2 separate regions of the Homo sapiens genome follow, and region 2 is linked to region 1. A link is an interaction called in ENCODE POLR2A ChIA-PET data of the cell type or tissue named here. Cell type or tissue: A673. All regions are shown on one strand.

Region 1 (2,500 bases):
AAAACCAGACCCCAGAGTACCCACCAGGAGAGTGTGCACCTGGTTCACAGCCTCACATCCTTCAGGCCAAAATAGGAAGGGACCACATCTCTTTCCCCAACCCCAGCTTAGGATCCCATCCCTCTTCAGTTTTCCCATAGTAGCACGCTTAATACACAGAATAATAACCATTACTTGTCTGCCTTCCTTCTTAGGCATGGAGCTCCTTGGCAACAAGGCTTGAGAGCCTTTCTCTCTGCCCTTAAACATAACAGCAAAGTTTGCTGAATGATGATTTTGATCAAGTTACACAGTTTGTTCAATCTCTAGTAATTACCTAGGATATACCCTAGAATAACACTTTTATTTTAATGTCAGCAGTTTCTTTAAAGACTCTCTGTTTTTAGGCCCATTTCTTATTAATGCCTTGTGTACACCCTTTCTGCATCACCTCCAGTCTCCCTACCCCACCCCAAAAGAGGTCTAGTAACCAGATAATTACAATGAGATGTTTCTAATCTCCCAGTGCTTAGTCATTCTTTCATGACTCCATAAAATCAGTAACTCTACAATTAAACTAAATACTGTCCCTTTGTCCAAACAAATCCTCCTTTGGCCACTTCAGAAATCCACTGCATGTTCTGAAAAGAAAGACAGAATGGCAAGCTTTTCCCACTATGTTTACTTTAGAAACGCAGTCACAGACCACAGGAAATCTGCCTGGCACGCCAATCACTGCCAACAGGTACGCTCAATCAGCAGTAAGCCCAGACAGCTCATATTGAGAGCATTTTTTAGAGGGCCATCTTCCTCAGAATAGGATCCCATGCCTGGAGGATAATTTATTAAATGAAAAGAATGCTGCTTCTGTCAAGCTTTTTAGACAAAATATATGCACAAAAGTAGAACAATAGCTATAGATTCAGATACATACCAGCCCAACTTCTCCATAAAGAAGGATGGAGATAGCAAAAGATAGTTTGCATCCCTCCTTCCTACTCTCCCTGGCATAAATCATGCTTCCTACTAAGGGAGTTTAAACTCTTGTTAAATCAGTCTCTTAGAGAGCTAGGCACTGTGGCTCACACCTATAATCCAATCCCAGCACTTTAGGAGGCTGAAGAGGGAGGATCACTTGAAGCCAAGAGTTCTAGGCAGCAGTGAGCTATGATCACACCACACTGCACTCCAACACGGGCAACAAAGCGAGATTGCGTCTGTAAAAAAAAAAAAGAAAAGAAAAGAAAAGAAAAGAAAGAAAATGACTCTGTTGATTGACAATTACCTGGAAAGCATATGAAATACTGTGTTTACTCTGGCCTCTCTGATGTTGTTATGTTGCTTGGAACTAAAGAGAATAAAATAATTCCTTCCTTTGTTTCCACTATTAATAATAAATGTCTTCTAAAAAAGACAATAGATGAATAACCAACACCTCAGATAATAAAAGTGTTTACATAACAAGATACTAAGAAATACCTTAAGAGTCAAAATTTACTGGAAAACAAAAAGCAAAGGCCAACCTTCAAGCTGAATCTTTCCCTTCACTGACATCTGGACTATAGATTACAAAACGGACTCCCCAGAGAGGTCTGATCTCTTAGGGCAAGTAACATTAGCCACTACCAAACACTAAAGAGTGTGATGGAGGGAAATATGTTAATACAGATTCAGAGAGAAAGATCAGAGACTTCACTAGTTAACTTCTGGAATTTCTGGACAAGAATTTTCTAATGCTGTTTATTTTAATTTTTTGTTAGAAAAGTAATACATACTCATTGCTCAAACTCAAAATAATTTTTGAGACTAAGAGCATTTGTCAAAAATGAAAAGGCAAAATCTAGACATACAAAATAACCTCTAAAATGAGTATATTTCTCAATTCAAAATTCAGTTACCAGAATCTTAAATAGCTAGTTAACAAATTTTCAGGCCAGGCGCAGTGGCTCACGCCTGTTATCCCAACCCTTTGGGAGGCACAGGCAGGCACATTGCTTGAGCCCAGGAGTTTGAGATCAGCCTGAGCATTATTATGAGACCTTGTTTCTAAAAAAATAATAAATTTTGAGGCCGGGCATGGTGGCTCATGCCTGTAATCCCAGCACTTTGGGAGGCTAAGGCAGGTGGATCACAAGGTCAGGAGTTCAAGACGAACCTGGTCAAGATGGAGAAACCCGGTCTCTACTAAAAACACAAAAATTAGCCAGGCACAGTGCAGGCGCCTGTAATCCCAGCTACTCGGGAGGCTGAGGCAGGAGACTCGCTTGAACCCATGGGGTGGAGATTACAGTGGGCTGAGACTGCGCCACTGCACTCCAACCTGGGTGACAGAGTGAGACTCCATTTCAAAAATAATAATAATAATAATAATAATAATAATAATAATAAATTTTAGGGTGGCGCAGTGGCTCATGCCTGTAATCCCAACACTTTGGGAGGCCGAGGCGGGTGGATCACCTGAGGTCAGGAGTTCGACACCAGACTGACCAATATGCTGAAACCCCATCTCTACTAAAAAAAT
Region 2 (2,500 bases), 280 kb before region 1:
GGCATTTACCAGGAGCTTAGTACTTACTGAGGGACTGAGAATTAATTCTCCTAGCTGTCTGAGAATATGTCCCACTTAAAGAAGCCCTACCTCCCTCAAGTCTTTCTTGTTGGAGGTCTTTTGTACTTTCCCTGGGAGGACCCGCTAACTCCTTGCAGCCCTGAGTAAAGGCTAGGAGTTTCATGAAATAAGATCACCACATCCATCACCACGTAGCCGGCACCCTGGAGTGAACACACTGCAGCCACCTCTGGGGCCTACACTGGGATTATGGATGAATCCCTGGTGGAGCTCCGGATCAGCATGGCTTAAGGGTAAGTACTGTGTACAGGTCAGAACACCCAAGATTCGCCTGTGCTCACTATGTATGTGAAGGTCAGGCTCGAGGACGAAGCACTGTAGAGAGGCAATTTTATTTTAAAAGTCATGTCCAACTCTCAAGCACCTCGTAAGATTCTTTCCTCTCATTTGTGCTCTGTGTGTACGTTTGTTCACCCAGCACTGACCAGGTGCCTCCTGTGTGTCAGAGACTGAGCTCAAAGCTCAGGCCACAGAGCTGAGAAGGACCGGGCCACCCATGCTCTGGTGGTTGAGGGCAGAGTGAGGGTAGTCTGTGCAGAGGGCCAGCATGAGGGTGTGGAGACCCAGGAAGGAGCCAGATGGCAGGGACCTGCTACCTGATGCACTTCTTGTGGGTGGCCAGGATTAGATGGGAGGAGGAAGGAGCATGGATATGTGCAGAAGGCTTCTTTGGTGTTCTGCGGGCCTTCCTCCAGCTCAAGGGCCCTCGGCCATGCACAGCCGGCCTGCCCTGCCTCTGCCTCGTCCGGGCACCTCAGTGAGCAGGCCTTCCCCTTGCCAGCCAAAGCGTCGGACTCAACATGGACGGCATTGACTCCATGCATGCCACCAATGTACAGGAAGGAGCCTATTTGAAGGAAGCCCACTGTGATTTCTTTTTCTTGCCAATTCAAACTCCTGCCAAAGGTAGCTCTTTCCACACAGGTCACCTGAAAGCAGAGTGCTGTTTAGACCCTGGTGTGTACGTGTGGCCTTTCACTTTTTTACCCCGACAAAGGCAGCCTCCAGAGTTAGATGAGCATATTCTCAGCCTCTGAGAGAAGCACAGGAGACAAACCTTAGTTGAATCCTCTGGCAAAAAACTTCCTTGGTCTAAGCTTCCATTTTTTAATAAAAACTCCTAAAATGAGGATTTTATTTTTAATTTTTTGAGACAGAGTCTCACTCTATCATTCAGGCTGGAGTGCAATAGAGTCATCTGGGCTCACTGCAACCTCTGCTTCTGGGTTCAAGCGATTCTCATGCCTCAGCCTCCCAAGTAGCTGGGATTACAGGTGCGTGCCACCACACCCAGCTAATTTTTGTATTTTTAGTAGAGACGGGGTTTCACCACGTTGACCAGGCTGGTCTCAAACTCCTGGCCTCAAGTGATCCACCCACCTCAGCCTCCAAAGTGCTGGGATTACAGAGCCACTGCGACCAGCCTAAAATGAGGATTTTAAAGTATCTACTTTCACAGTTATCTGAATTGAGACAAGATGTAAACCAGCTTGGTATATTTTAGCTACAAAACACATGATGGCTAAGCCATACATGGAGGCTCACACCTGTAACCCCAGCTACTTGGAAGGCTGTGCTGGGTGGATCACTTGAGCCCAGGAATTTGAGACCAGCCCGGGCAACATGGAGAAACCCCATCTCAAACAAAAACAAAACACAAGCTAGGTGTTGGTGGAGGAATGACACCAGAGTGGAGCTCAGCAGCAGAGGCACCACCAGAAGGCACAGCAGCTGAGCCGGGAGCTCCCAAGTTGCTGGGGATCGGGGGTGAAGGGGGCAGAGCTTTGTGACCCCGAGACTCCACAGAGGCCCAGTCATCACACTGAATGTTCTAAGAATGGGTAACACTGGTAAGCCAGCTCCTTCCCTGGGGTCCAGTGCCAACATCATGATGGGTATGCCCTCTCCAATGACCTCTAAGATGCCTGAGGTTCCTCAGCAAGGCCTAGCTCCTTCCTGCCTGTGTGGTGCTTCCTCTCCCTGCCCACACCCTGCCCAGCCACATCTCTATGCCCCTGGCCAAGTCATCCTGAGGACTTACTGCAACACAACTCCCAGGAAGCCTCACCATGTGTATGCTTTATTTTATCACTGCAGGTAAATATTTTGCTGAAATTGTCCCTCCCACTAGACTAAAAGTTCCTTGAAGGCAAGATCCCATCTTAGCTATCTTTCTATTCCCATGACTGGCACAATGTCCAGTATACGCCAGGTGCTCAATAAATAGCTGTTGAACTAATTTCCCCATAGTGTGCGTGTGCACATGCACGCACACACACACACACACAGATAGGGTCTTGCTCTGTTGCCCAGGCTGGAGTGCGATGGTGTGATCATGGCTCACTGCAGCCTCGATCTCCTGGGCTCAAGCGATCCTCCTACCTTAGCCTCCCAAGTAGGTGGGATTACAGGCACACAT

The links. Peaks named below come from ENCODE experiments on the same cell type or tissue, not always from the same donor. Only the 100,000 strongest peaks of a DNase experiment are listed, where the experiment ranks them.
Region 2: POLR2A ChIA-PET joins it to region 1 with 5 read pairs; 3 of 35 experiments call an interaction of 5 or more read pairs at or near these places.

The regions. Positions count from the first base shown.
Region 1 is chr2:121,634,010-121,636,509 of GRCh38, forward strand. All of the region lies in intron 1 of CLASP1 (cytoplasmic linker associated protein 1), which reads right to left. Among named protein-coding and RNA genes, the nearest start is that of CLASP1, 14 kb to the right of the region's middle. In A673, no CTCF peak of the experiment used is centred here; no DNase peak of the experiment used is centred here; H3K27ac peaks cover 932 bases.
Region 2 is chr2:121,351,442-121,353,941 of GRCh38, forward strand. All of the region lies in intron 38 of CLASP1 (cytoplasmic linker associated protein 1), which reads right to left. Among named protein-coding and RNA genes, the nearest start is that of TFCP2L1, 67 kb to the left of the region's middle. RefSeq lists a silencer at 681-853. In A673, no CTCF peak of the experiment used is centred here; no DNase peak of the experiment used is centred here.